Linked DNA regions of Mus musculus: region 1 is linked to region 2. Evidence: chromatin loops called from intact Hi-C (ENCODE). Cell type or tissue: heart. All regions are shown on one strand. Links, peaks and the distances in the headings refer to the core of each region. The heading gives the core; the rest is flanking DNA. Region 1 holds the start of Atp11b (ATPase, class VI, type 11B). Region 2 holds the start of Dcun1d1 (DCN1, defective in cullin neddylation 1, domain containing 1 (S. cerevisiae)).

Region 1 (16,097 bases), core at 4,482-12,481, 180 kb after region 2:
CACCCCGATTGTAACTTATACTACAAAGCTATAGTAATAAAAACAGCATTGTACCAGAAGAAAAAGAGACACACTGATTAACTGAATACAAGTGGAGATCTAGACATAAGTCCATATCTATGGATATCTGATTTTTAATTTTTTTGAGATTAATTTAATCGTACAATATCCATTTCTTTCCTCCAAATCTTCTCATGTATGAGATTCAATTTTTTGATATTTTAATTCCTTTTTTATTGAAAATGCATTGAGCGGGCTGGTGAGATGGCTCAGCGGGTAAGAGCACCCGACTGTTCCTCTGAAGGTCCTGAGTTCAATTCCCAGCAACCACATGGTGGCTCACAACCATCCCTAACAAGATCTGGCGCCCTCTTCTGGAGTGTCTGAAGACAGCTACAGTGTACTTACATATAATAAATAAATAAATCTTTAAAAAAAAAAGAAAATGCTTTGAGCGCTAAATGTCTACCTTTATAATAAACAAATACAGTAATAGCAACTCACACTAAAATAAACCATACTTCTGTTAGTTACTATTTTTCTGTTTGGGACAGTTTAAAGTTTTTCCTTTGTCACAAAAACAGGAATGTACCTATACAAAGGTTCAAAATAGGCCATCTTTTAAAACAAAAGACAATGATTCACAAAAGACTATGAATAAAACATGTAACCAGTTGATACAAACCTAATAGGATTTGTTAAAATCAGTCACATCTGAAGTGTTCTTGTATAAGATATCCCATGAAGGAAAGAATTTATCAATGTCTTTAAAAAACAGGTTTGCTCATAGACAATCTGACAAGTTACCATAAAATTCATGGCCTCTTTTTCTTAAATTGTGTGTGTGTGTGTATTCCTAAATACATAAATACTTGTATGTACATCTTTCCACGCTGACCATTTGTTATTGGCTAATTGTCACTTGGTGTGTACTTCCCTTGGGAAGACTATTATTTCCCTTCTTATCAGCATTCTTTAGTTGCCTATAGTTCTTTATCTAGGGCTGATTTCTTGTGAGCTTCCCCCTTCCATGTTAACACATCTTTTGGTGTCCTCCTTGTTCAACTCAGGCAGCCATGCTGGTGAGACTTAATGGGTCTCACCATTAAGACATTAGACATTCAGACATTTCCAGGAGCTGTTCCTCTGGCCTTTACAGTCTTCCCATACCCTCTTCTGCAATGGTCACTGATCCTTAGGTGCAGTAATTTAGAGAACTGAGTTTTGACAAAGAGGCCAAGATATATACTGGAGAACAAAGAACATCTTCAACAAACGGTTCTGGTCAAACTAAATAGCAGAATGTAGGATGAGATTAGATTCACATCTCTCATCCTGCACAAAACTCAACCACAAATGGATCTCAAAGTAAGACCTTGATATCTCAAATCTGATAGAGGAGAATGTGAGAAATATGCTTAAACTTATAGGCACAAGAAAGGACATTCGAACAGAACCCCAATAGCACAGGCACTGAGACCAATAATGGTCAAATGAGACTTCATGAAACTACAAAGCTATTGAACAGCAAAGGATATCAATCACAGAGGGTTGGTATTAAGAATATATACAGTTTTTAAAAAACTAAACATCAAGGAATAATCCAATTTAAAAATGGAAAATGAAACTAAACAGAATTTTCTCAAGATTACATACAAATAGCACATGCATTTAATCTCAGTACTTAGGAGGCAGACTGAGGCAGGTGGTTCTCTCGAGTTCCAGGCTAGCTTAGTCTATATAACAAGTTCTAGTCAGAGCCACTTGGGGTGGGGGGAAGCACAAGAGAGAGAGCGTGCATACACAAATCCTAGGAAAGTGGAACATGTATTCACCGATGGTGGGAACACAAACTTGTACACCACTATGGAAATCACTATGGAATACAACGTTCCTCACAATGCTGGAAATAGATTTGCACAAGATCCAGCTATACCATTCTCAGGCTTATAACTAAAAGACTCTATATTCTACCTCAGAGATACTTGCTTATCCATGTTCACTAATGCTCTATCCACAAGAGTCAGGAAATGGAAACAGCTTAGATGTCCATCAAGCTGATAAGTAAATAAAGAAAATGTGGCATATTATACAATAGAGCATTATTCAGCTGTTAGACAACAAAATTATGAAAATTTCAGGTAACTATATGGAACTGAAAACAATCATCCTGTGTGAGGTAACCAAAACCCAGAAGCACTGCACTTTCTCTCACGTGTTGATGCTTTTCAGCTTTAGGTGTGTGCATTTCATTTGGAGGACACAGACAGCTTAGGTAACTAGTAAAGGGGCATGGGAGAGGAGAGGAGTCTTTCATGGAAAAAAAACTAGAGTGTTACAAAGGAGGAACCAGTACAGAAAAGATTAAATGGTTTGACGATGGGAGGACAGGGTAGAGGAGGGAATTTGAAAAGTCCCATAGAGGTCTACTATTGTGGAAGCTTCCAGTTTAAATGGAGTTACTCTATCGCGAGAGGACAATATTCCAACTAGATATCCACTACTAAATGAAGCTCCCTGGACCAGGAATGGGTTACCTCTTTTTGAGTTGTTTGCCAAAAGGATCAATAACCCCCAACCCAAAGTACAGGCTATTATTGCCAATGCTATTGATTACTCTCCAGAACTTGACAGTAAACCCCTATTGCTGAAAGCATCACACACTTGAGTTACAGAACCAATAGATACCCAGTTGGCACTGAACTGGTAGCTTCACTTCTACTGCCTAGAGTCCATAGTGCTGCACACTACAAGAAAGTAATCATCGGCCTCACCCAGCTCTGAACACTAGAACTACAGTCACAACCTGCCGGGCAAGATATGCTCACTGATGCACTAGCAGCTCAAGTGCTAAGGGAGGAACAGACTGAATTAGCTTTAAGGTCAGCTCCATGAGATATGTGACACCACCATTAATGACGCCAAGAACCTGTGGCTAGATAGATCACTGGCTCTAGGGAAAAACCTACTACTAACTTGCTAAATGGACATGTCAATAAACGACTTTTAGTGACTTATTGCTATACCCATAGACTACCCACTGCACTACCTGACCCTCATCAGAGAAACTGCTTCTTGCAATATATGGCAATTAGCACAGAGACCCATCACTGGTCAACATGTGGCAAATAAGAGCTGCCAGAGTGCTCAACCCTGATTGGACATCTATATAACCACCCCCCAACCCCAAGACTCAGGATCTATGTCAAAGAATTGAAAAGATTAAGATGCAGACATGGTGAATGACTTCAAATCAACTTTTCCAGACACACTGGGGCAGATACAGATACAAATTCATAACAGTTGTGACAACATATACAAGGCCTGTACAAGATCAAGCTAGAGAAAACAAACTCTCAGCATGAAGGAAGTGAAGTAGGCATGATATTACACCCTTTGCTGAAGAGCTGTTGGCATTTAATTGCTGCCAGGGGAGGAAAATAAGTTTGCTTTCAATGGTGACACCTGGTATACTGCCCTCACTCTGGGGAAAGCTGTATATCCAGGCTCTGAAGCAAGGTCCCTGAGTGCTCTGGGAACACCTAGACACACCTATCATGTCACCTTAACCAAAAGAAAAACTTGATATTTAAGAATATATTCCCAAAATCCCAACACTCAGGAAAATGAGCAGGAAGATCACAAGTTAAGACTAACTTGAGATACATTAAAAAAAAAAAAAATCCTTTCAATAGATAGATATAGACATAGATAGACAGACAGAGAGATACGAATATAAAGAAAGATATTCCGATTTAATGTGTAATGTGCTCCAAAGAATGCAGAGCTTCTTTTTTTGTTTGTTTGTTTTTTTGTTTTTCTAAGACAGTGTTTCTGTGTAGCCCTGGCTGTCCTGGAATGCACTTTGTAGACCAGGCTTCGTAGACCAGGCTGGCCTTGAACTCAGAAATCCACCTGCCTCTGCCTCCCAAGTGCTGGGATTAAAGGCGTACACCACCACTGCCCAGCTAAAGCTTACTTTTAATGTTATATAGCAGTACTAGTAAAAATAAAACATGGGCCACAGATGTAAGCCACATACATTATTTTTAAATTTCTAATAGCCACATTTTAAAAATAAACAATTAAATTTCTTTACTATATTTATTTATTGTTGGGGAGTGGGCACGTGTCACCATACAATGTAAAAGTCAGAGAATAACTTTCAGGAGATAATTTCTCCTTCTACCAAGTGAATGGCAGAGGTCGGACTGAGCACATTTACTGTGTATTTATTACAGTAATTGGTAACAAGTACCTGGTCCTGCTAAGCTATCTTTCTATTACAGAAATAAATATAACTGAGATATGTCACATTTTTCTTCTGTTTTAAAATTTAAATTCTGTTTTATATTTAAGAAAATTTCAATGTGAGCCAGCCACATTTCAAGTATATTAGACAGAACTGTGATGCAGGATAAACGTTTTAAAATGATTATTATATTAAAGAACATTTGGCAATCAGGTACAATCCGGTGCAAATTGAGATAGAGAGGGAAGCGTCACTGTGTCTGCAGGTTCAAGGCTCTGCTAAGTGACCTGACGGAGGAGGCTAGAGAACGATGAGAGCAGCTTGGTGACCACAGTGAATGGAGCTGGAGAGGGGCTTCACTCCTGTGCTGCTGGCACAAACAAGGCAGGGAACACAGACCCAGCAAGTGTACTCACACAGTTGATAACACCCAGCAAGCTGCGGCTAAGAACTGCCAGTTTCCTCAGTGAATCGGGAGGCTCAAGGGACATCATGAACAGTGTAAGAAGCGCTCTGCAGCGTACCCCAGCTCACGATCTTCCTCATCCAACTCCCAGATGCTGGGATTACAGGCCTGTCCCACCAGTTAAACAAACACCCGCAGCCTGCTAGTTTGTGGTTGCTTGCAGTTACAATCATTTTCTACACTCTTCTGGACTGGTCAGACTTAAATCTTATCACTATATTGCTAAACACAGAAATAATATTCATTATTTCCTAATCTATTCATTATCCAGAAAACATTCTCAAGACTAACTGTAGCCCAATATAGGGGCTGACTGAGAACAGTCATGAGTAAAAGCCTCATCACGTTCACATAAAACAGGATTTAGCAAATACCTACAAACAAGTTAGTTCTATGAAAACATGGTACTATGTTGTTCTGTAATGAAACCTTATAGGTCATCTAAATATATTTGTTTATAAGAATGTTTGCTTAAAGGTAGACATCAGCACTATACAAATAAATATGCTATATGAGTATTCTTCTCTTACCACAAATTTTAGCAGCTGCATGTGGTCAACAGCTACCGCTAGCATGTGTAAAGCTGTGGGTTTGACTGACAGCTCTGGCAAAGTAATAAATGATAACAATAATAACAATAACAACAACAACACACTAGGCATCTAACGGTCCTATGCTGTTATAATTGAGATGCTGTTAATGACGGACTATAATGACTAAGTACAACATGTTACTGAAAAGGGCTACACTATGAATATGAACTACACCAGAAATACATAATAACTTTTAGCATAAAATAATTTGAACATTATGTGTGAAAGAAAAACAAAAAAGAAAAAAGAAAAGGATATTCCACAAGTTTTCACTATTTTCATAAAGGGAAAATGTCAGTTTTTATCATGATTTCTCATCATTAGGCAATTAAAAATATTTAATAGAGATAAGAAATCAATCAATTTTTTTAAAACTGCAAATAAAATAAAACAGAAGATATAATTGTCTCTATCATAAAAACACAGCAAGTTAAGTTAGATGTCTCAGGAAGCAAATGAGAACCTGAGTTTGATTCCTGAGACCCACAAGGTAGCAAAGAACTGACTGGCACAGGGTGTCCTGACTTACTTACACACATACCCAAACACACTAAGCAGTAATCAAAAATTAAAAACAAAAAGTATCTTTTTTTTTGTTAAATTATTGGTTGAAAGCCAGGATTCATATGAAATGTTCCAAAACATTTCCAAAACAACCTGTCCCTATGATTTATTGATTTACCCAAATTTTCCCTTTTATGAATTTTACAATTAACATAATGCTGGTGACTAAACCCAGTGAGCAAAATAATAATAAAATTTGCATTATTTGTATATAAAATTTGTATAATTTGAATAATCCAAGATAGAATTTTTTAACTGAATTCTTGGAGTAGCAACTAGAAAGGCTGTTTATTACTGAGCTAGTACAACATACTTCGTTCCTTTGTACACACTGTCCTTAATTTGTATTTAAGTGATTACACAAACTTAGTCAGCAATTCAAAGTCCTGCTTTGGCACAAGGGTTTTTGTTTTTGTTTTTTTAAAGATTTATTTATTTTTATTTAGATGAGTACACTGTAGCTGTCTTCAGACACACCAGAAGAGTGCATCAGACCCCATTACAGATGGTCTGTGAGCTACCATGTGATTGCTGGGAATTGAACTCAGGACCTCTGGAAGAGTCAGTGCTCTTAACTCACTGAGCCATCTCTCCAGCCCTGGCACAAGTTCTTAAAGACTTGATTATCTTAAAAGTAAAACCAGTGACAGACAACTAAATATCAGAGATAGTATTTTTTTTTTTTAAAATGGAAAGCAACTTGTTCAACTTGTTAGTCAGGGCCATGAGACAGCTGACTTAAAAATGACCACACAGCTTCTGGTTTATCCCTTTCAGCCGTAAACATAAAGCCATTTCTCACAACATTACCAGATTTCTATCTGGAAGATAGGAATGATCACATAGAAAGATTTTATTCAAGCTAACAAAAAAGTACCTCACACTGAGAGACTGTCTTAACATACTGGGAAAGGCTTGAAAAAACAGCCTTAAAAACTATTTTCTCACCCAAAACATCAGATAAAAAGGTGTTAAATCTTTTGTTTACTTGACGCCTGAGAAGTCAAAAGCAGATCAGATTTGTAATAATTAACTTCCTTACTGTACTGGCTTGCCACAAGAAAGCAAGTGTGGATTAAATGACATCATTAGCTTGGATTCCCAATAAAGCTGGAATACTTCAATTTGCAACAGTTAGCTAAAAATAAAGACCTACCATTTGTATGAGGGAGTGGCAGGCGGTTCTAGTTTTATTTATAAGATTTCTTTATTTAAGAATGATGCTTACTGTAAAATAAACAGGAGACTGACTGAAATACATACTTTTTAGTTTTCACCTGAAAAACTGTTCTACCACAAGAAAAAAGAATGAAGATTTTGGTCTCAAAACAGGACATTTCTGTTTCTCTAAGATTTATCACTGCCTTGAAACCTCGTAGAAAAAAAATACTGCAATTGGTACAATTTCAAAATTAAACAGCATATAGATTAGCATTCCTAGAACTGAAGTGATGTCTGCCTTAACTGTCATTGTCGCCTTGGCGTTGTTATTTTCTGGGCTGCAAGTGCCAAGGGACATGAGAGATTTTCGTCTGTGAATGATTTCTGAGAAAGGTGACGCTTTTTAGACACTTAAGTCACTCTAGGGTTTTCTTTTTCTTTTTCCAGGTAATACAGTAATGTTCAAAAGTTAAACCACTGGCTCCTAACCCGTGCGTTCTAACCGCCTTGAGGGGTGGGTGACACACAAGAGATGCACAGAGAAGTTGCACCGGTCTGCGGTGAAGACCTTTCCGGCGCGCCTTCCTCCTAGGCCCAGGGCGAGCTTCCGCCGGGAGGCCGAGGAGGACCCAGACCTCCTCCGGAGCCCGCACGAGCCTAGTTCGGAGTCCGGGGGAGCCGCCTGACCCGCGCCCCGCGCCGCTACCTCCGCCACCTCGGGGCCCGCGCGGCTCGCGACCCTCAGCGGCCGCAAGCTGCAGTGCATCCCCGCGCTGTGCGGAGCCCGGGCCGAGAGAGAGCCGCGCGCCCCCGCCGCGGCCTAGCCCTCGCCGCCCCGCCGCGCCACCCAGCCCTCACTTACCAGCTGCTGCCGGACCCAGCGCCACATGCCCCCGCCGTCGCCGACGCCGTCGTGGCCCGCCGGACGCGGGACCGAGCGGCAGCAGGTGGAAGAGGACTCCGAGTGTGACCGGAGCAGGCGAGCCCCTCGGGCTTAAGTTCTGCTCTCTGCTGTCCCCGCTTTTCTACCCGAGTCGGGTCCCCATCCCGCCACCCCGGCCCGGAGGTCCTACAGGCGCGGCCTGGCTGCCAACCGCGCCCGGCGCAGCACTACTCCCCGCTGAGCCGCCGCCACCTTCATCTCTGACCGTTGTCACCCGAAGCACCGCCGCCCCCACGGCGCCGCCCCGCCCTCGCCCGCCATGGGCCCGCCCCCACGGCGCCGCCCCGCCCTCGCCCTCCATGGTCCCGCCCCCAAGCCCTGTGCCCCTCCCTCACCTGCTCTGGACCCGCCCGCTTCTTTACCTCTCGGAGGCCCACCCTTCCGTGTTTCCGCGCGGGTTTGCCCGCCCCTTTCCGGGGCGGTTTGTCGCGAAAACGTGAGCGCTGTCAGGCTCGCCGGCTCTGTGGGCCTTTTTCGAGTTTTTGTATCTTGGCCGGCTAGGCTGTAGCAACTCCTCGAAGAGGAGTTGGCTCTGCCCTGTCACAGATCTTCCCCCTCCCCCACCAACCCCCCCCCCCATCCACCCCAACATTCGGATCCACACCAGCAAATGTATGTGACCAAAAGGTCTGTGCCCAGACCATTAAATTATCAAAGACTTACATTTGGAGAGGGAGATGATTATGATCAAACTAAATTGTACAAAATTCTTATAGACTTGGTAAAAAAAATTTTTTTAATTGTCAAAGGCATTTAATTGCTTCACACATAACTCAGCGAGTAACCAAAGTGGACTAATATTGGGGAAAGTTTGAGATTTCTCTGTGAGAGTCCAGCCTGCACCTCAATTTCTGGAGCTATTGCTGAGTTCCTATCCTGATGAATTAAGCTGGAAAGGCTAAGGGGAGAGACTTTCCTCGGAAAGCTAATTGCTAAGCATGCAATGAAAACTACCTCCAAAGTAGCGTGACCTCTCTAACAAGGGTGTGGATAACTTTTAAGAAGGCCCATACAAGCAACTGGAACAAGTTTATACTGTCTAAAAGCAGCCACCTGTTCGTCTTCGTCGTACTCTCTTTTTCCTGAATTAAAACACGTCACCATCAGACATTTGTAATTTGAAAAGTAACATTCTGCAAAAACCTAAATCTAAGCTACGGTGATTAGACAAATCTGTCTTTTGGTTTCAGTAGTCATGTCTTAGTTAATCCAGCATTGCAATTAGAGTCTTTCAGTTATCTATGGCCTATAAAATCTGCAATGGAGCCCTTTAATCCCTTTTTAATCCCTGCACTCGGGAGACACAGGCAGGCAGATTTCTGAGTTCGAGACCGGCCTGGTCTACAAAGTGAGTTCCAGGACAGCCAGGGCTATACAGTGAAACCCTGTCTCGGGGGGGGGGGGGGGGGACCTGCAATAATTTTTTTTTAATATTATAAATTACCCAAATTTAGGACAGATATTTAAAAAGAAAAAGGAACCTTCGTTTTGCTCTTATGCCCGACCCTTACTCTGTGACACCAGCATAAAGTTACTGGAATGCTTTTAGAGAAAACAAAATGTTACTTCCGTTCTAAGGCAGTGTCCCAGAACCCACTGCGTCAAGCTCTACCCGATACTCTAATTGGGTCTCTGAAGTACGTATTATCCCGATTGTGCAGATGGAGAAGCTCAAGTTAAATAATTCGGCAAAACTGTGATTTGGATTATGGATAATCGGACAGTAGAACCTGTGTTCTTAAGCTATATTCCTAAACAAACTTACTTCTCACATCTCGTTTCTCAGTGACTTGGTTACAAAGTAGGCCTGGAAATGTTTTATTTATATGCCACCAAAATTTGTCAAGAAAACCTGTAAAACAGCAACCTAGAGGATGCATTACATATCATTGAACTGGCTTCCAAATTTCTAAAGGTGGAAGTGGACAGGGGGTGGGGAATTAGGAAGGAGTTGATTCGAGGTGTTATGAGGCAATGTGGCAAAAAGCAGCTCAAATATGTGAAGACCATATGAAAGTCCAAACTGTCAGGAACAAAAATAGCAACAGGGCAGTGTTTTGCTCCAAACATTTTCTACCAGAACCATAGCATGGCCGAGCATTTTTATACTATAGTTGTAATTCTTTAGTGGTGGTAAAATCTTCTCCATGTATAATAATCAGGGTTTTTTTTTTAATTAAATTTATTTCTTGGAGGTAGGAGTATGTGCCATGTGGGTGTATAGAGGTCAGAGGGATCAATTCTCTGAAATCTTGATTTCAGTTGTATGTGTATGCTATTGGGAACAAACAAAAGAAACTTGCCCTAAGTACTGACATTTTGTTTTTAACCTCCATTTAACCATAGGGGGAAACTAAGTTCAAGGTCCCAGGCCCTAGGGGAGCTGGGGACTTCCCAATAGCTGAATGCCTTCTGTTGTAAAGAGACACTTGTCTGGGTCCAGCCATCTCAAGGACAACTTTCCCAACTTGCTGGCAGGGTTAAACTAAGTTCACGTTCCCAGGCCCAGGAACCAATTCCTGTCCTGATTGATGGGAAAATGTAACAATTACTTGTCACAGAAGTTGTGGTTTTCGAGCTTAAATGATCTGAGATATTCTGGCTCTTTGTTGCAGTTGGATTTAAGTGGACCCCATGAAAACACCTTCACATAATATAAAAGGAATTACACCCTGTTGCTTGTGATTGGGAAGGCTTAGGGAGAGAGAAGAGAAAACTCATGATTTAAGAAGGCAGGTACCAGGTATAAAAAAAAAAAAAAAGTTTGGAGGTAGTAGCAGTTCATTTATTCCACAACTATTTCTTCAGCATCAAATGATTGTGTGAAGACTGCCTAAAATTAGGAAAGGGCACAAAACCCACTTTAGAGTGGCCTCCTCTGTCCTGGCTGCAGCTTATAATCTAGTTGGAAAGAGCAGTCACAGAGGGGAGGTGAGCCAGCCAAGTAACCGTTAAATCCTAAAGTATTCTACTGATGATCATTGGTAATTTCAGAAACTTGACGTGAACAACAGTAGTTGGGGAAAGCGCCAGGAGAAAGGCTATCAAAGTCATTTCTCTTTATCTCTGATTCTAGGCAAATCCTTTAGCACTGGACCACATCTGAATTCAAACTGAGTTTGAAATGAGAGGTTAAAGAAGGGGTAGACTTTGCAACCGGATGAGCTAGCTGCAGGGGCAAATGTTTGGGTGAAGAAAGCTTTGGATGTGTAAGATGGTGTAACTAATTCAGGGAAAGAAGAAGTGGGGCTGCATGGGTAAAGTGAAACCCGGGAGGCCGAGTTTCTGACTAATTACAAGTGTTTGCTTATTTTTTTCTTTAAATGGACATTGCACATGGGGGGACCCATGACTCCAGCTGCATATGTAGCAGAGTCGGTCATCAGTGGGAGGAGAGGCCCTTGGTCCTGTGAAGGTTCTATGCCTCAGTGTAGGGGAATGCCAGGGCCAGGAATGGGAGTGGGTGGGTTGGGGAGCAGGGGAAAGGAGGAGGGGAGAGGGGAGGGGGCTTTCAGAGGGGAAACCAGGAAAGGGGATAACATTTGAAATGTAAATAAAGAAAATATCTGATAAAAAAAGATTAATAAAAATAAAATATTCAAAGAAAAAAAGACGTTGCTAACATTCCTTCCCAGGAGAAAATATAAGCAGTATCTAGCCCTTCTCCTCAGAACCTTGTTAGCAAGGCATCATTGCCTCTAACTTTACTTCGGCCAACTAATGAACTTATTGAGAACAAATGAGGTGTTACTTACAGGGGTGTGGGTGCTGCTCCCCCAAGACACACCTAGAAAGCCCTTCACTAGCTGGGATGAGAGCTTCCCAGAGCCATAGAGAGAGAGCGCCCCCTTTAGTCTGCCCCTGCAGTACTCCAGTCTCTCCCAGAGTCCAAATGCAATTGAGGCAGAGTTGTATCCAACAAACAGAAAGGAGCGGGCAAACAGTCAGGATAAGATCTTTCCATCCCCCTCGACCCTTCATTTGAGGTGTAAACAGTCGACATGCCCAGCTGAGATGATTTTTTGCAAGAAGGCAAATTTGAGCATCCCAAGACAGCAGTTGTTTGGCGAAGACAAAACTCGGAGATGTCCTGGAGTTTTCTAGATAAGAAAACAGTAGGAGTTTTCTCTAGGATGTTCATCCGTGAGTATTTTGTGCAGTAGGCTGAGAGAGAAGGGAGGCCGAATAGAAAACTACATTCTGGTAGAATAAAGTGTTGAGTAGAAAGGGCCAGAAATAAAGCACATCAGGGGACCCTGGAAACGTGAAAGTTGAGCCACTCCCGGTGAGGTGGCAGACACTCCCAAGCCAGGGATTATCAGCATCATTTAACAGCTGCTACATTAATGATAAATATGCCTCTTTTGTATTCATGTTAGCATAATTATGTGCCAGTTATTCTTCTCAGGGGAAAAAATACCAAATATCTTCTAACTTGGTATAACAGGAAATCTTAGGTGTTACAGACTAAGGCATTTTTCTTGTACAGAATATCTTGGGCCATGATTAAGAAAGCACAGTCTATGTGCTTGCCCAGGTTGAAAGTCGCAGCTCATTCATTTTGGTACTTGTGGTTTCTAAAGAGTATTCAGTAAGTGTTCAGTGAACTAGAGAGACCAGTGAATGAGTAACTGAGGAAAGAAATGAAACGTCTAGGTTTATAATATCAAAGCAATGCAGAGTAATGCATAGCGAATGACATAGATTCTAAGCTATGAGAGACCATTGGTCTCCATCCTTTAGATCAGTGGTTCTCAATTATCCTCAGGCTACATCCCTTCAATACTCACGTTATGGTGACCCTCATGTTGTGGTGACCCCAACCATAAAATTATTTAATTTCTACATCATAACTGTAGTTTTGCTACTGTTATGAGTCATACTGTAAATATCTGTGTTTTCCAATGGGTATAGGCAACAAACTGACATGCTAGGAAAACCTTTTTAAATCTCAGTTTTGAAAATGTCAACTTCCAGTTTTCCTCAGAATCACAAATCTGGGTTTGGTAAGAGGATTCTGAGGATAAAGGTGCCAAATGTGATGACCTGACTTCCGATCCTGAGAACCCACATAATGGAAAAAGAGAACCAACTGCTGCAAACTGTCCTCTGACTTCCACACATGCACTGCGGCATGCATGCACACAAAATAAATAAATTTTAAATCACAAATAGGATAGATTACCAAAGAGTAATCCTAGAACAAAAAAAAAAAAAAAATCCTTCTGAATAATTACTATTCCAAGAGTTCTCAACTAAACTTTACACAGGGGAACAAAGAAACGAGGCAAGCTTTTCTAGACCTGCATAGAGTTAGACATAGGACCTTGTGGAAACCTATTTACATACAGGACAGAGGTGTAGTACTTCATAGGTTCCTTCCTTGTTTATGTAGCAGTTTCCCCTGAGATTGAAACATTGCATCTTGTAAGGAAACTTCTTAAGACAGAAGGTAAACAACTCAAAATAGCTTCAGGAAGTCCCTAAAACTAACCAGACTCACTAGGCCCCTCCCTACAGGAGTAAGCAAGAAAGACTTCTGAAAGTCACTGGAGAGAAGCTGAGCTGCAAAGGAAACAGACACTAGACAAACTACCTGGAAGGAGCAGAGACTAGCCCAGATGCCAGAAAGAGGTTTAGTCCAATGGAGTCCCTTGGAAAGGACATTCTCCAGCCTGCTGAGCTGCCTGCAGGCTGTGCAGTGTGCTTCAGGTTCTCAACTTTGTAAGCTGTCACCAGTGCTGGGGTTGGCTTTGGAGATATAGCTGTCGTTCAGTCATTTCTTCTTCCTTAAATAGCCATAGTAAAATCAATTGTTTCACCAGGTTGGACTTTGGTGGGTCCATACTTTGGTCTGTAGTGGTCTCCCTATTAGGGTGTGAAGATGTGTGTGTTGTACCTTCCCAGGAAAAGTCTGGTCACACAACACCCTGAAAAATCCCCAGATAGACATCTGCAGTGAGCTATGTGATATAAACTCAGTTTCAACTTTTTGAACTATTTGTACAAGCACCTAACTGAAATCTAAAACCACTGTGAGAATTGGAATTCATAAAAACTATCACTAGAAAGGCAAGAAAATAGGAAAAACATACATTTATTTGCACTTCATTTCCTCCTGACTTTAAGTTGCCCTTTCATAACTTGAAACTACTTTCGGATGCATTGTATGATTTATTGAAACAAACAAAAACAAAAAGCAGAATGAAAACAGCCCTAATGACCTTCATTTATGCGTACTTGCTTAAAGAGGGAACTCTGATGACTTTCTAACAACAGTATCAGTGGACTTAAATCAATAAGTATTTGTATCACTGAGATTTGTATCACTGTTAATGTTAAGGCTGCCTCCAACATTTAACCAACTTTCAGCACTACACAGTTGAGCAAACTAAACAGCCTTCCAAAATCATTGCTTTTGCAACATCTTGTTTTATAGCCACCAAGGGGCACTCTCATTGCCTGAAACATTTTTGTTTTCTTTTTCTTTTTCTCTTTCTCTTTCTCTTTCTTTTCTTTTCTTTTCTTTTTTTTTTTTTTTTTTTTTTCTGATTAAGTTGACTGCACTAGGCAGGAGTTTCCTAGTAACTGCTATGTAGATTTTTCTGGGCTAAAATTGTTTTCTAGGGGAAAAAATATTGACTATGTCCACATATATTTTTAGTTTTTTTAGCTTTTACAAAACATTACTTACCTGCAGTCAGTCTGTCTGCTAGCACAAAGGAATTGCCAGGGCAGCTCTAGTTGCCTAGGTTACTCAGCTGGAAGAAGGGATGCTGATGGAAGAGTTCCTAAACATGGTGTGGTTTTTTTCAAGATCTAGATTTTACCTTTAGGTTATAGGAACTCTATCAAAGGGCACTCTTTGCTACTCTTGTGGCTCTTCCTTTTACTGTCACAGACCTGCCGTGCATGGTCGTAAATCCAGGGACTATAAGAGAAGTAGCAGAGGACTCCATAACTGTGTCTGTTGAGGGAGGATGTGAAAATACTACTTTCTCATCTGTGTCCTCATCTCAGGTACCCGAAGAAGTTCAGTGATGACACGTGACTATAGCACTCCTCCAGCAGCCCGTTGGTTTCACCATCCTGTGGGTATTTTGAATTTTGTAAGTCGATGCACTTCCTGTCATTGTTGTTTTGGTGACCTGTAATGACCCCCACCTGGATCGCATGCTGGGCATTTGTAAGGTTTGCAAGGTCAGTTTATTATTTTGTCTCCTCGTGGTTAACCTTTGACTGATTACTTCTGTATGTTCTGCTGCACTGTTCACGCTTTCTAAGTAACCTTCAATCTTTCTGAATAGACAGGATAAAGGAGAATATACAACCCTCATTTATGACTACATGTCATAAAGATTGGTCTTGAGATTAGAGAGAGCCCTCCATGACCAAGTCTAAAGATCATATGATCCCCTTACATCTGCCATAATTCCATAAGCTTGTCCTTCTTCACAGTGACTCTAAATGTTAATGTATAGCAATGGTGTTGAGAAGACAGCTGACAAAAAGAAAAGAAAATACTGAGTGGACTGTGGGGAGGAAAGAAAGGCCATGAGGGGAGAAAAATGTGTGGAAGAAGGAAAGGCCAGCTGAAGATTGCATCCCCATGATTGCGAGAAGAACGACTTTAATATCATGAATTATGAAACATTAATTCAGAGAAACTTCTGTCTGGGAAATGGGAAGAACAACTGCTTGTTCAAGGGCTTAGACTGAATATCTGGCTTTGGCAACATTTTATCAGTGAGAGGTGAGTGTGTGTGTGTGTCTATGACTGTATATGTCTGTGTATGTGTGTGTGTGTGCATGTGTCTGTGTCTATGTATGTCTATATATGTGTGTGTTTGTGTGTGTCTGTAACTGTGCATGTCTGTGTGTGTATGCATCTATGTGTGTCTGTGTATGTCTATATATGTGTGTATATGTGTGTATGTCTGTGTATATGTCTGCATGTATTTATCTGTGTGTGTTTGTATACATGTTTATCTGTGTGTGTGTGTTTGTGTGTGTTTGTGTCTATATATGTGTGTATATGTGTGTATGTCTGTGTATATGTCTGCATGTATTTATCTGTGTGTGTTTGTATACATGTTTATCTGTGTGTGTTTGTGTATG
Region 2 (16,097 bases), core at 3,106-11,105:
TTCAAACAGGTGACTTACTGAAAACAGCTATACTTCCAGAAACTTTGGCATAGGGAGGACTAAGTATTTATTTAGTGCAAACTCTTGTTTCCAGTCAGGGGAAGTGGACCTCAGAGAAGGGAGGTGTCATTTGCTCAGTCATGTAGCAATAAACAAAGTGGGACATATTTCCCTTCCGTGACTAGTTTATGTAACCCTCTGGCTTAGGTCAGAAGCTTCAAGTGTGATGTCATACTCCAGTTTGTAAATTGTAAAAAAACAAAACAAAACTGTAAAACAACAACAAACAAAAAGACTAAGGGATCTGAACTTCAGATATCAGAGGGGCCATGGGAAATCCCAACCACGGTGACTTGATGTTTATCAAAGGTGCTTATTAGTTCTTCTGAACACCGCCCCATCTGAAATAAGCCAAAGCCTCTCTCAGGCCCCAAGTCAGCCAACTTAAGCCCTGGTTCAGTGCTAGTACACTAAGAGCCCAACGTGAGCCACAGAATTCACCCAAGGAATGCAGCCCAGCTCATTTGCATAGACAAGTGTGGTGTTGTCTTACTTCACAGCTAAGGGCTGAGTCCATAGAAGAATAAAGAGAACCTCTCTCTCTCAACCCCTCCCCATGGCTGCTTCTTCCAGCTAGGCCTGACCTGCTGGTTGTGCTGTCTCGCCCCTCACACCCAGAGCTCAGCAGGCCTGCCCAGCCACAAGCCTCAGGCTTCCTTCCTCCCCAGTCAACATCCACCCCACTCATCCCATCTGTAGTCAGGGTTATCAAGAAAACCATGGGACCTCTTTTACCACAGTGCAGAAGACAAAAGCAAAGACAACCTTCAAACATCAAATTCTCTAAAACTCCGTTTGGGTCCATCCTAGCAAGCTGTGGGTGACAGCCTATCTCACTGCTGGCCAATTAAAAGCTGCTGCAGCACATCACACCCATAAGGAATCTAGCCCAGTCACTTCCTCGCTCAATTGCACTAAAAGGTTCTCCTTCGTCTCTTACACTACATTGAAAGGTTCTTAGATTGTCCTATGTTAAACCCACTGGGCTTAGTCTTTTGATTTTTCACTGGCATTAATTTCTGTATAGATATGTCCTCAAAATGATCGTCTCATAATATAAGCAAACAGACGTTTCTACAGTCTCTGTGTAACCTTGGCTATCCTAAAACTAGCTCTGTGGAGCCAGCTGCCCTCAAATTTACAGAGCCACCTGCCCTGTCTCCTGAGTGCTGGGATTACAGGTGTGTGCTACCACATGTTTGCTTTTAGTTATTTTTATTATTCTCATTCCTTTAGCCTAACCTGAGTCTGATATTTCCATTTTCTAATATTTACAAAGAATTTTAATTCTTGAAACCCTTCCCATTCATTCTAAATAATTTCTTTGAAACTATTTCCCTTTGAAATTATTACCCATTGTGGGTAGGAAGGTAAAAGGTCAGGGCCAATTAGGGGTAAATTCAAGGTCAGGCAACCAACCTTGGTTCTGAATCAAAAAAAAAAAAAAAAAAAAGGTAAAAAAAGATGGCTGGAATGTGGCTCATTGGTAGAGTGTTTGCTTGTCTGGCATACATAAGACCTTAGGTTCAATGACCCAGTACCTCAAAACAAGCTTCCAAGATTGCTATACGCACTTAAAAATATGTATTAAAGGCAGGCATATACACGTGCACACCCATGTGTGCATGCACACACACACACATTTGAGACAGAACCTCATATAGTTAAGGCAGCCCTTGACTAAGTATATAGCCAATGATGAAAACCTTTGATTCTTGTGCCCCACCTGAGTGCTGGCATTAGAAGGTATGTCACCACACCTCATCATGGTTGCCGGGGGGAATGAGCCAGAGCTTGTGCATGGTAGGCAAGACAATGACGTGAGCTATACCTCTATGGCTGGGATGTTCACTAAGATTGTATTTTTTCTCTTGTCCAATATTTTGTTCCAGCTGAACTATCTTCTAAGTGCCTGTGCTTTCTGTTTGCCACACATAAACAGTCCGTATTCACTTTCCTTTCTCTTTATTTTCTGAAGGTAAGAACATTAACTTTGGGCCTGGAAAGATGCCTCAGTTATTAAGGGACTGAATACTTTCCTGAGGACCTAGGTTCAAATTCCAGCATGAACATGGCAGCTAACAACTGCCTTTAAGTCCAGTCCCAGAGATTCAACACCTACTTCTAAGCTTCAAGAATCACAGACATATTTGTAGGCAAAACACCACACATATTTTTAAAAAGCTCTCAATAACAATTGAAACAGAATGCTAACTTCCCATGTTGCTGAGCTGCTTCTGCAGGCCAACCACTGCCCAGGCCGGGCTGACCAAGGCGGGGCTGTTCCTGCAATCAGCACCGGGGCTGAAAACCCAAGTATCCTGAACTAGGATGTGCTTCAGGTGACTGACCACTCACCCAGCACAAGTCCTACCTGGAAAACGTCGGTCGCAGTAATACACTGGATATATATGAAGTGTTAAATAACAGATTAGGAGTTAATAAATGTCACCGTGAATTTTCAAGGTCACCTATTTTCCCACACTTGTGGTGTTACATTTGTGAAACAGTAGTGGCCTATGAACATCACACACTCGGAGTTATAGTTAAGACTGATTATATTTTCCTAATTTTTTTTCTTTCTGTTTTGTGAGATGGGTCTCAACTATGTGGCTCTTGCTGGCCTCGAACTCAATATTCTTCTGCCTCAGTCTCCCCAAGCTGGGATTACAGGTGTGCAAACCTGGCTATTTCCCTGATTTGGGGGAATAGTTCACTAGCAATGAATCAAACAAACAGGATTTTTTTTGGAATTTTATTAAAATTAACACAATACTTTTTTTTTCTTTTTTATTAGGTATTTTCTTCATTTACATTTCAAATGTTATCCCCAAAGCCCCCTATACCCTCTCCCCTCCCTGCTCCTCAACCCAACCACTCCTGCTTTCTGGCCCTGGCATTCCCCTGTACTGGGGCATATGATCTTCACAAGACCAAGGGCCTCTCCTCCCATCCTCTGCTACATATGCAACTAGAGACACAGCTCTGGGGGGCACTGGTTAGTTCATATGAACACAATACTTTCATTTGTACTTGAGAGTACCAAGCCTAGAAAGACAGTTTTTACCTGTGTACTATCCATTCTGCCGTACCTGGTAGAATATGCCCAAGGAAGCAGGGCCATCAGACTTGCTCTGTGGACTCCTTTCAGCGGTTTTGGTCTCCACATTGGATTCATCCACTGAAACTGAGAAAGAGTTGTTCACGATGGATACCTGAGCAGACGGGGGTCTCATCTAGAAGGACTGAGCCTACTTGGGCAGAGAGGCAGGTTCACTTTGGGACAGTAGGACATTGTGACATCAGCAGTGACAGTCTGAGTTTTCTATGATGACCCACCCAGTCGGAGCTGTCACTTGCTCCAAGCCCAATCCTCTACCATGAGTGTGAAACAGCTAAAGTCAGCAGATCCGCAGGGACCCTGAGGTGACAGACTGGCTCTGGTGAATATTCCTATTTTCTATTTAGAAGGTGACCCACCAAAGTATTGCTTTTTATTATGAATTGGATGATGATGCCTACCTAATTCCCTGAGGTTTTCCCTTTGTCCTGATTAAGGATTCCTCTTCGAATGGTTCAGAATGTGGAGGGAAGAGTCTCAGGCAGTCCTTCCTTCAGCTTCACTGGTAACGTTTACTGGGGCAGGGGACAGCAAAGGCTTTATTTCTAAGCCTACTCTTATCATTTTGGTTTGAATTGGGGCCTGTGGCCACCACGGATTCCACGTAAGGCATGAGGACTAATCCTTAAAAAGGCTTCTCCCTTAAACATGTATCATTTGGAGGCTGAAAGTACAGAGGCACAGGTGTGCTGAGCACATGTGAGGCCCGGAGTTCAATTTCCAGTGTGTGCACACACTCATACACACACATACACAAATGCTATAATTCTGCATCAGAAACCTCTACACGGTATTTTATTCATGCTAAAATATGGTGCACCAGTAAAGCCAGTACACATTTGTGGATATGCAAGCCTGGGTACAGTAAGCCCATTTTATATAAACACAGGACTGAACTGCATCCACCGACGTCATGAGTGAGAAGCCGGTGACTGTGGCTCAGACTCACACCTCAGAACTGCAGTTGGGTATATAGAGCTACTCTGCAGGCTTCATTTTAGATAAATGAACTCCCAGAAAGGCTAGCAATCGGTCCTTTCAGATTTCTTCTCTCTCTGCTAAACACAGATTCTAGAATTATAGACTTGGTTTTACATGTTTCAATAAACAGAGTTGCACTGATTTTTATCAGTATTTACCTTAACATGAAAACTTGCAGCTTTTGCAGCAACATTTTCTAAATTGGTCTACCTTGGAATGTCACCTATCTACAAACACTATGCCATTATAATTATGGGTGTAAAAAGAATGTATGTATGCGTGTATGTAACATTGGACTTTAACCAGATGTTTTCATCTTTTTTTTAACTGAACCAAAATTACTGCTATAAAAAATGTAGTTTTTAAAATTATGTATTTGAGGGGCTAGAGAGAGCTCAGTAGGTAAGAGAGCTTGCTGCTTAAACATGGGCACCTGAGTTCAGACGCCAGCAGCCACTTACATGTTAGGCACGCTAGTCTGTAACCTCAGTACTGTGGGAGTGAGGCTGCCAGTAGCTTCCCTATCCAGGTTCAGTAGAAGACCCTATCCCAGAAGAGGGAGGCCTGGAGTGATAGAACACTGTGATCATCTCCTCACCGGCCTCCACATGTGTGCAAATAATATGTGCACACCTGCACACAGCATACACACACACAAACACACATTTCTGTATTTGAAACAACATGTTAATGAGTACCTTTCTGTTAATCAAATATTGTAACTTATGCTTTATCTTCAGGAACCTTCCATTTAAAAAAAAGTAACCAGGACAATTTTCACAAACATGCTTATCTCATACAATAACAACAGTTAATTTCATATAATAACAACAGTTAATGCTCTCCTATCATGTTTGGTTCTGTAACCTGGAAATGTAGGATGGGTGCAACTGCTGTTGCACTTATCATAAGACCATGTATATAATATGCATCAGCCAAGGAACATTGCTGTCCTACTACACAAATGAACAGTATGGACACTATTGCTATTATTGTAACTTTTTTGAGCTAGACTCTTACTGTGTGTTGTTGGCTGAGCTGGAACTTGCCATGTAGACCAGGCTGGCCTACACTTACATCAGCCTAGCAAGTGCTAAATTCAAAGCATGTGCCACCACACCGGGCCCAATTGTTACTGTGTTCTGTTAGAGAAACATTCCACTACTGAGCGGTATACCCACAGCTCTATGCAGTCTTAAGACCAAGAGAGAGCCATTAGATTATTTTCTTTTAATTTATACAACTGCTACTGTGGTGTGTGTGTGTGTGTGTGTGTGTGTGTGAGAGAGAGAGAGAGAGAGAGAGAGAGAGAGAGAGAGATCGGCTTCTTACCCAACACTGAAAACTCAAGGATAAGCTGGCTTAGTGGGTAAAACAATTGCTGCATATGCATCAGGATTTGAGTTCAAATTCCCAGAAAGCATGAAAAGCAGGCCACATAGTTCATGCGCCTGTAGTCCCAGTACTACAGGGAGACGGAAGGTAGACACTGAAGAATCCCCAGAAGTTCAAGGGTCAGCCAGTCTGGCATATCAGGTGGAAAAGCAACAGGGACCCGCTTTAAACAAAGTTGATGGCATGGGCTGACACCTGAGTTTGTCCTCTGACCTCTATACAAATGTTATGGCACCAATGGCCCCATATAAAAACAAAACAAACAAAATTATCTCAAAGATGGATATGATCTGGTCTTTCTCTGCCCTGGCCTTGGAGGCAAATGATTATCAGTTGATGTCCTAACTCTAATCTAGGGGCCATAAAATTGCAAAGGAGATGCCCCAATTGCAGAAATCCAGAGTAGGAAATAAACTGTAGTAACCGAGAGAACACATTATAAGCAGATTGTCTGGGTCTAGTTCCTAGATTTACTACTTGCTGTGTGACATTAGGCATGTTACTTACCCACTCTGTATGTCAGTGCTCCCTACAAAATAGGTGTAGCTGCAACCTGAAGTTTGCTTGAGTGTTAGAGGCTTAGTACAACACATGGCGGATCCTCACTCTTGTGACCTAGTGTGTCAGGGACAAAATAAGACCAAACCAGGAAGCTTGGTACCGAAACAGGAGCTGCATTGAGTGGGGGTCATGACAAAGGGAGTGGAAAGATGAGGGAGAGACCTGCCTATGACTCCAGACAGGCTCACGTTAGGAAAGTTCTCGGAGACTTTGAGGAAGAGCCTCCAGTCTGCATTGCAGACAGACACCTCTGGTGTAGAAGGAAAAGTACAGAGAAGATGGGGTGGGAGACATACTTGCCTGCAATCCCAGGCCGCACTGTTGGCTGTTAGCCTGGGCAACATAAAGAAACTCCATCTCAAAAGGGGATGGAGAAAGGAGGGTCCCAATGAGAGATGAACCCTATTAAAGGGCAGGGGAAGAATTCGGGTTTACTCAGATGATGAACTCGGCGAGCTTAGACTAAGGGAGATGGGCAGTTCTGATATTTAGCTTATGTGATGAAAAAGCAGGGGAATGCAGGTTTAGGGATAAGATTTTGGCTTTGTAGAGCTTTGGGGGGGTCTGTGGGATGAGCAGAATTTGTGCTTAGGGCATGCCGCTGCCGAGCTTTAGATAAGATTTTGGACTCACTGGGATATGGGCAGGGTCTAGGAAAAAGGAATATATGAAGAGATTCAGGGATGGTTCTGGAAAGCCCACCACTGAAAAGCCAGAGTTAGCTAGCAAAGAAGAATGGTAAGTGAAGGGGAGACTATAAATAAATCAAGTCATGAAAAATTATGGGAATTCTAGGAGGACGTGTTCAAATTCAGGAGAGAAAGAGGTCAAGTGGAACTAAGAATCACCCCTTGGAGTTGGCACTTAGGAAAAAAAGAGCTTTAAGAAAACCTACAAGCTATTGTTGCAATAGTCTAATGAAGTGTAGCAAGAGACTGAGTCCTCTTCGTTAATATTTTAAGTTGCTAGGCTGAGTTCCTAGAGAATAACCACAAGTGTGATCTAGTTTCACCCTTGCTACTTGGTATTTTCTTAGGGCCTGGCGAGAAGATGCCACATCAGCGCACACACACGCACACGCGCGCGCGCGTACACACACACACTCGCATTGATGGTGTAAAGAATGAATGGGTGACAACAGGTCTGCAGTGCCAAAGATCTGCCTCTGCAGGGCTCTGGGAGCCCCCACCACGTGGCTAGTTCTAAGCAGTAGCAGGAAGCTCCGAGGAGGAGTGACAACAGTTGTTTTAACAGAAACTTTAAGATTGTTAGCTTCTAGGGGTGATCTGGTGGTATTTGCCGGTGGTAAAGGGAGACCCACGTTTGGTGATGAAGATGCGGATGACATATATAAACCTGGGCAATCTTGGACAGCTTTTTCTATGTGCCGTACCTTTGTTTTATTTCCTCTCTCTGCAGGGAGTACTGTATTTCCTTCTCCTTGCAGCACACACTTGTCTTCTGGCCCACAGCTCAGCAGGCAGGCTAGGTCAAGCTTGGCCCGTCCACCAGGCATGACAGTGGCTCTAGGCGCAATAGTCTCCCGGATTCTTCCAAAAACTTACCTGGGAACTCTGACGTGGAGCTATTAGGAGCGCACGGAGGACAGGACGCGGCCGTGACGAGGGCGCCCTGAGTGGGGGCGCAGGCAGGGCCCCGGCGCTTCGTCCTCACTGTGCCCGCGGCCGCCCGCCGCGCGGGTCTCAGCGTGTGTCCGCAGCCCGGGCTGCCGGGTCGCCCGGCCGCTCGTGCCACGGATGCCGGCAGGCCAGGCCGCCCACCCCGGGGCCCGCGCCCTCCGCCTCCCGCGGCCCGGCCGCTCCGCGGGCCGCCGCACTGCGCATGAGCGGGAGCCCGGCGAGCCCGTGAGAGGCGCCGCCGCCGCCGCCGCCGTCCATTCGCTGCGGAGCCGGAGGAGGAGGGGAGAGGTCCGGAGGACACCAACATGGTGAGGAACCGCGGCGCCGTGCCGCCCGGCCCGGGCCCCCGGCCCCGCCGCGCTCCGCTACCGCTGCTCAGCCGGCGCCCAGCTCGGCCCGTCCCTCCCCGGCGCCGCCGCTACGCGAGGGCCCGGCAGCGGAGCGCGGCGGGGCCTAGTCGCCGGAGCGGGGCCGGGCGCGGAGGCGTTGGGGGACGGCCCGCGCCCCATTGTGCGGCCAGGCGGCGCCTGGGCAGCGGGCCTGGCGCTGCCTGGTCCCGGCCGGGCCCCTCGGTGCTGGCGGCCCTGGCGAGCCGGCGTCGGCCTTGCTGGTCCGCGCTGGCGCCAGGCGCCAGGCGCCCGGGAGTTGGGGCGGCTCGGCTGAGGCTCGGTCCCTGCGAGGGGACTGGGAGGCTCCGGGCTGCGGACGGAAGTGCAGCCGGGGGACCCGAGACCTGCTGCCTTCCGAGCGCCTGCTCTATGTGCTTGGGGTGGGAGGAGTAATTGCTTTATTATAGCAGTTAGGGACCATTTGTGATTCTTAAGAAACAGTTTGTCAAGTTGCTCCTCTCCTGGTTTTTGTTTGGGTGAGAAAAAGTCACGGAAGCTGGAAGACGCTGTGGTGAGCTGAGTCCTTTGTCATTAAGTACCTGGCGCTGCTGGTCACTGCTTTTCAGTTTGGAAGTATACAGTCACACCTTGTTGAAGTTCCCGGCTGGCTGCTGGGAGAAGAGTAAAAGTGATGAGGTCCTTCGCTCCGGAGAGCTGAAAGGCTTCTTTGGGGAGGGTGTATGCCCAGTCTTGAGTCGTGGGGGGTTGATTTTCGCTCAGTGACACTTATATGGCCCCAGCCTTGGTGTCATGTGTTGATTATGTGTTTAGGTCCCAACAGAGTCAAGATTTCTCTTCTGTGCTTACGTTCGTAAAACTTTATATTTGTAAGGAAGTTCCGGTTAGTGTTTGGATTGAGAGTACAGTAAAAGTTCAGAGACCCAAGAGAGAGTTTGCAGGTTCTCCTTTAATTATTTGAACAGGCCTTGGATATTACTCCTGAACCCCCAAGAGTTTCCACTCTCTTACTGGGGTGCTTTCAGCAGGCTAAAATAATAGAGTGCGCGTCTCTGATGGACATTCATCACGAGTATGTATGCAGTTTCCCACAGTCCACATCAGACACCTGCCCTCGAACCCAGTGCCTGCCAGTGCTCATTAGGAATATAGGATTCATGCCGTTTCAGTGAGAGCTAGGGTTAGGACTTGTAGCCTTCTGTTCCTTTGGTTAATATTAAATCAGCTCATTTTGGAGCTTAGCCATACGTCATGCAATCGTACTGGTTGTGGTTCCTGGTTGTTAAGATGTCCTTAACTTAAGGCACTTTCTATGCCTTTACTCATTTTCTGTCACATGTACAGTCTAGGTATGATCTTGTTAGTTTAGAAAGTCAATATGGGTCCATAAGAATCTTATAGTAAAAATATTTCATTATAAATTTATAGTTGTTTTCCTAGACGTTATAAAATGGTTTGGTAAGACTGTTAGGAGTTTTGTTTTTGGTATGTGTACCACAACTAATTTCTACAACACAAATTATTGTCCGTTTTAGGAAAGACATAATAATAGATTATCTCACTTATTTTTATAAGGGGGAGGGAAAAAAACCCCACAAGCTACCTACCTCTCATACTCACACAGAGACCAAAAATAGCCCAGGGCTGGGATCAAACCTAGGCAGGGTTTCATGCTTGATAGGCAAGTGTATTTTAAGAAGTATTCAAAACATCTGAGTTTTTCCCCCTTATTTATTAGATGTCAGGACAGGGTTTGTTAACTTCTAAAGTTCTACCATGTTTAATAATTTTATGATTCCAATGATTTTTTTAAATGTGTAAGATATATGCAGATGCTGTAATTTATTAGATTTTTATAAATTACATAAGCCTTTAGACCTACAGTGTCTTAGATCACTTGATATGTTTCCTCCCCCTTTACAGAAGTAGACATTGAGGCTCCAGAAGGTTTGGAGGTTCAGGTTTATAAGATGGTTCAAAAATATAACTATTTTCTCCCAGTCTATCCTTTCTTGGTATTTGTGGTACATATAAATAAGTCTTTAAAAATCTCGTGAACTTTAGAAGAATGGTTGAAAATTGAATTAAAGATTAAATTATAATAAAAAGGAAAATAACTAGTATAGTAACTACGTTAAGTAGCAGAATTAAAAATAATGGGTTGCTAATTACTGCCTTAATGAATTTAAAATGTGTAGACTTTGAAATGTATACTTATATTTTCTGCAAATAGCAGGCCCTAAAATGCAATGTGTAAATCTGTCCTGGGTTGTCTTTTAGGATTTGTTGCGTATCCTCCGTATATCCACAAGTAAAGTTAAAAGAAGGTCTGATTGCTTTTACTATTCATTAGGTATCTGCCATGTATCTCACACTGTGAGATATATCTGTATGGATCAGACAGAAACCTGGAAAAGTCAGACAGAAATCTAGGAAAGTCAAAAAATAAACATTGTATATATTTCTTTCCCTACAGTTGGGTGTTACATGTTATGGGGGCGAGACAGTATCAAGGGAAGGGGATGATCACGGGAGTACTAGGGCCAGGTGGTGGAAGTGTGGATACAAAATAACAAAATCGTGTTTGCAGGACTGATAGATAACACCTGAGCAAATCGGGAGTCGAAGAAGACGGAAAGAGCTTTTGTGAGGCTGGTAGCCAGAGAGCAGTGTGTGGCATGAGTTGAAGAGGTCACTAGAGTAAAGACGGGAAGTAATAGGTTGTGCTTTGCCTGGTGAACATTGGAAAGATACCAGAGTTTTTCAGAGACAGGAAGCACTGCGTGGTAAACTCTGAGCGGTATGGCAGCTTTTCTTTGTCTCAGGTATCCTGTTACAATATGATAGTCATTTTAAGGCAGTCTTTTACTTACAAGACTCTCATTAAAGTTTGGGTATTTTTAATGTGGGCTATGTATACAGAGTTTTGAATTCTGTTTCACAATATAATGGTAACACACCATTTCCCTCTAGCTGTTCTAGGGGTAATTAAAAAACCATTTTCTTAAATTGTTGGATGTTTTGGTGATTTGGTACATCAGTGACTGTGTGCAGAAAACTTGGCTTTTAAGGAGAGAAGAAATTGAGATTGTGAGAACATAGTGCCTGCTAGTCTGACAGCTGATAACGATGTATCCTACTCCCACTGTGGAGTAGGCAGCATCACCACCTCCTGTCAGCAGAGCTGCAAATGTCTTGGTGGTTCTTAGCGATGTGAGCAAGGAGAAGAGCTGGGATAGGAAAGAAAAGAGACTACACACAGGGTCCTTAACTCCATACTTGATTCCTCCTCTAGTTCTCACCCCCCCCCCCCCCCGTTTTACAAAAAGCAAGCAATATTTCACTACTGATATGGAATCTCTGGCTAGTCTGACTCTAGTTTCTTACATTGAATACAACCTAGTTGCTTCTATTTTAAATCAAATGTCCTGATATAAATATTAAATATGTAATTGAAAACTAAAGCTTTTGGTATATGGTGAAAAACATTGTAAATAAACTGAGTGTGGGTTGTTTTTTCTTTTTAAGTTGCAAAAGAGCAGGACTCACTTGAGTCTAGTGTCTTTTTATTTGGGTCTTTTAGGTTGGGGCATATATAAAGACAAATCAAGGGAAGCCCTTTTCACACACAGCTTTTGAGGTGCTAAGGCTCGTGCATGGTAAACAAGTATTCTACCATTGCCTACAGCCCCGGCCCCAGGCCCGGCCCCAGCCCCAGCCCCAGCCCCAGCCCCAGCCCCAGCCCCAGGAAAGTCTCTTTTTAAAGGACAAGATGTTCAGTGCTGGGCATGATGATGCATACTTGTAATGGCAGCATGCAGGGAGGTGAAACAGGAGGATCACTAGTGGGAGTTCAAGGCCAGCCTGGCAACATAATGAGTTCGGAGACAGCCAGGGCTATATAGTAAGACCCTACCCTCAAAGCAAGCAAACAAACGAACAACAACAAATCAAAACATAAATAAATAGCACTCACTATGTAGTGTTGGGGCCACGGTGGTGTCGGCCATGACAGTTGATGAAGAGAAACAGTACCAAGTGGGATTCAGTTGGTGTGTGGACAGAAACAAGTCCCTGGGTGGCTAAGTGATTGCTTTGACACACTACTTAAGGTTCATACTCCTCAGCCAAGAGAAAGCACCCCAAAGCCATTTTCAATATATTTGTAAAATGTTTTAAAATTGTGGGTCTGCATTGTAAAAATTTAAGAGATTTACTTTTGAACAGTAATTTTCTAAAAAAAAAAAAAAAAAAAAATATTGAGTTACACTTTTGAATCCCTCACCATTGAGCACAGTGATCAGTTGAAGTATATACTACTTACCTCCTTTTTAGGTTGCTGCATTTTAATTTTTATTTACCACTTATGGGCCTGAGTGTTGGTAGAGTGCTTTATAAAGCCTTGGGTTTCATTCCCATGACCCTATAAGCTGACCATGATGGTACATGCCTGTAATCCCAGCATACTAGAGGCCTAGACAAGAGGGTCAGAAGTTAAGGGCATCCCTAGCTTTGTGTGGGACACATGAGCAGTCCCCACCTTACATTTAGAGTGTTTACTGCATTATAAGTATTGTTTAAGATTTGAGTAGATAAGGAATCCTAAAATTAGATTCCACTTTTTAAGGATCTTTATGAAACAAATACTGTATTAACTGTTGAATGCTAGCCATTGTAGTTATCTATAAAAATTTAAAAATACTCAGTTCTTTGGGCTTTTTTCTATCTTTTCCCCCTCTTTTTTCATAGAAAAATATTTATAGAAAGAGAAAAAATTTTCTAATATTTTTGTTTATTTTTGAGATGAGATTGCCAAGGCTAGTTTCCAACTCTTGGGTTCAAATGATCTTTCTATAGCAGCTTCCCAAGTGGCCGGAGCAAAATACATCATTACACCCAGCCTGGAGAGGAAAGTTAGCTATTGTGGCTGGTTGCTAGATGGCCAAGCAGTTAAGTTAGGGAAGCTCAATTGAAAAGTTATCAGCAAAAGTAAAATTGATGGAACTTGTTTCTGTCCTTTTACCATATGTAACTGGAAGTTAGTAAAAATAATCTTTGAATAGTCAAACATGTTTTGTTAGGAAATCAAGATGTTATTTCATTTTCAACAACAGTCATCTTTTGAGTAATCTAACAATTTTAAGGAGTAATGGGGAGAAAATTAAATGTTAAAACCCTGTGAGGGTCAGGTGTGATTGAGCAAGCGGCTGACTTTGATAGTGGGGGTGATAAGAAAGGGTTGTGTGGACTCAAGACTACTCAAGTCTGCAAGGTAAGGTCTCGGCCAGCCTGCCCTACAGTGTGAGCACGATCCTGTCTCAAAAAAATCTCGAGGAACACTCTCTGCAACCATTTTGAATCCTACAGATGAACTTTCTGACTATATCATTGTACATAACGCTCTGCTCAGTAGCAGGACACTGCATACCTCTTAGATGACTTAAAGTAGTATTCCTGGTGCAGGAAAGTAAAAAATGAGTGGTAACCTACACAGGCCTAGTAGTAAGTAAGTATTCTATACTGCAGATTATACTGTAAAAGAATATTCTGTGTCCAGGCTCATTTAGCTTAGTGTTGGAAAGTGTACCCAGTTCCTTAAGTTTTCTTACTATAACCTGTCCGTCTGTATTTTGTGTCATTGGAATAGGAAACACTGACTTCTAGTGGCTGTAAGCCTTTCTGCCTCTTTATTCAAAGCTATAGAGTACCATCTGTTTAAAAATAGACTGTCATGGAGCCATAAATACACTTTTCATCTTGTTTTATTATTTGTCTTAAAAATAACCCTACCCATTTACCAGCAGAGTCCTAAATTGATGCCGTAAGTTCCTGTATTAGCCTGGGGACTGGTCTAGGAGTCTGTAGTTAGAGTGGTGATATTTACACGTGAGAAGGGAATGTCAGTGTGGATGGAGAGAGAGTGCTGCCCTCCACTCCCTGCACTTTGTGTTGAATCAGCGTTTGCACTGCTGTAACCTGTGTTCACATGAGGATGTGTGTGGAATGAGTAGAAGAACTGTATTCTTTGAAGCTAGGCACCACACTGTCAGTACCAGTTCTGCTCCTTTTGGTGAGTGTAGATGCTACTCTGAGACAGTGATTTCCTGTTCTTTAAGATGGGCCCAGTGAGACCAGTTTTCATAGTCCTTATATGTAAATGAAGATGATCCATTGCCTCTAAACCCAGCCTGGGCAGCTGAGACAGGACTGTCTCTTAGGTTTCAAGCTAGCCTGTGGCCACAGAGGGAGATCTTAGATCTCCCCAGTATCTCCCAACCCCCCAAAAAGAGAAGAGTAGAGTACGTGGCTAGCATAAAGTTTGAAACAGTAGTAACTCAAACACACACAAGCTGTTAGGTTTTTGGTTATGGTCATTATTTTTCATTTACTATTTAAATACTTTGTTTGCCCACCCCTGCACCCACCGTTATTCTTGCATAATTTATGGACTAATAAGAATCATTACTATGTACAAGTTAAGGTTAAAGGTTAAATTAATTCAAGTTAAGTGCCTAGAACTGTAGTACTTGGTTTACTGAAGCAGAGATTAGCTTTCTCCAACAAGATGCTAGTGCAATTAGGAGGTACAGGGTGGGATGGAAGCCTGGCTGTAGCTGGGTGTCAGCAGACTGCTTTAGTGCACCTCTTCCGGGACAGTTTACTCTCACCTTAGTCTCACCTCCCTGGAGGAGAACTTTGTCCCCAGGTGAAGGTCAGCCCGTGCAATTAACTTTCCTGCACTTTTGGCCTGAGATCTATGGAAAGGCCATCTGTAGTTGAGTATGAGTAACCCTGAACTGTGTTTACAGCAGATTTGGTCTTACATAAGGAAAAGTAGACCAAAGCTAGCATTTAAAAATCTCATAGGAATGTTAAGCACATGCTAAGCACATAGGAATAGCCACACAGAACTTTTAAAAAGTGTATTGCACTTGTTTACTTATGGGGCACATATTGCCACAGTGCACAATTGGCAGTTAGAGCAGCTTGTGGGAGCTGTCTTCAGGCTTGGTGGAGAGTGCCTTTACAGGCAGAGACAGCCCACTGGTGCCTACGACACGCAGAACCTTTAATGATAGTGTCGCATGCTCGAAAAAGTGATTTTTCTTTTCTTTTTTTTTTTTTTTTTGAATCAGAATCAGAGTCTCACTAAGTAGCCATGATAGCCTGGGACTTGCTATGTAGACTTGCCTGACCTTGAACTCACACATAACTGCCTTTTGTGCACTTGGGCTCATGAAGGTATTCTAATATTTTGAAACACTGACTCTTGTAAACTAGACAACAACTAGAATTGCATTTTAAAAAATTAATTCCAGCCGAACTCACACATAACTGCCTTTTGTGCACTTGGGCTCATGAAGGTATTCTAATATTTTGAAACACTGACTCTTGTAAACTAGACAACAACTAGAATTGCATTTTAAAAAATTAATTCCAGCCCCGGAGAGGTGACTCTCAAGAGGACCCAGGTTAGGTATCCACACAGCAGTTCACAGTCATCTGTGACTCCCGTTCCAGGGGATCTGATGCCCGCATCCAGCCTCTGCAGGCACTTGGTGTGCTTGCAGGCAAAACACTCATATTCACTTTAAAAACAAAACAGTTTCTTTGAAACTGTGGGCCTGAGTATCCTAATGGAGTTGAGGTGGAAGCTGAACTTAGGGATAAGAAGATGAACATTTTGGGAAATAAATGAATCTTTTTTCTTCTTTTACAAATACCATGTCCTCATTAAAGTCACTTCTGTTTTGAAAATTCGAGGTGTTAGTTGGCCAGGAAGCCTTTTTCCATGGGTACCTGGTTTTTCTTGGGGAAACATAATAGGGGTACTTTCTCTACTTAACTCTTACTACTTTTTCCTGTAGGTAATCCTGGACTCTGTTAATCTAGTCACTGGGTTTTGTGAATTCATTGGTAAAATATGCTTGAAAATTTGCTTGGCTAGATCTGAAATACTTTATTTGATTTTTTTCTTTATTCAGATAAAGC

Evidence for each region. A loop is a pair of places that touch in the nucleus more often than their neighbours do. Peaks named below come from ENCODE experiments on the same cell type or tissue, not always from the same donor. Only the 100,000 strongest peaks of a DNase experiment are listed, where the experiment ranks them.
Region 1: it touches region 2 in a loop (6-fold over the local background); 10 of 42 quality-filtered maps call a loop at or near these places.

The regions. Positions count from the first base shown.
Region 1 is chr3:35,746,212-35,762,308 of GRCm38, reverse strand. Atp11b (ATPase, class VI, type 11B) reads right to left here and starts at 8,246. Exons shown (of 30, transcript NM_029570.4): 1 at 7,899-8,246. The coding sequence starts at 7,925. In heart, for the core only: CTCF peaks have their summits at 7,781 and 11,820; DNase peaks (open chromatin) are centred at 7,668 and 8,238; H3K4me3 peaks cover 2,217 bases; H3K27ac peaks cover 1,571 bases.
Region 2 is chr3:35,924,754-35,940,850 of GRCm38, reverse strand. It overlaps Dcun1d1 (DCN1, defective in cullin neddylation 1, domain containing 1 (S. cerevisiae)), which reads left to right and starts at 7,885. Exons shown (of 7, transcript NM_001205361.1): 1 at 7,885-8,066. The coding sequence starts at 8,064. Gm15952 (a long non-coding RNA gene) reads right to left here and starts at 7,773. Exons shown (of 4, transcript XR_880768.3): 1 at 7,684-7,773; 2 at 3,128-3,247. In heart, for the core only: no CTCF peak of the experiment used is centred there; DNase peaks (open chromatin) are centred at 8,010, 8,460 and 8,750; H3K4me3 peaks cover 3,322 bases; H3K27ac peaks cover 2,725 bases.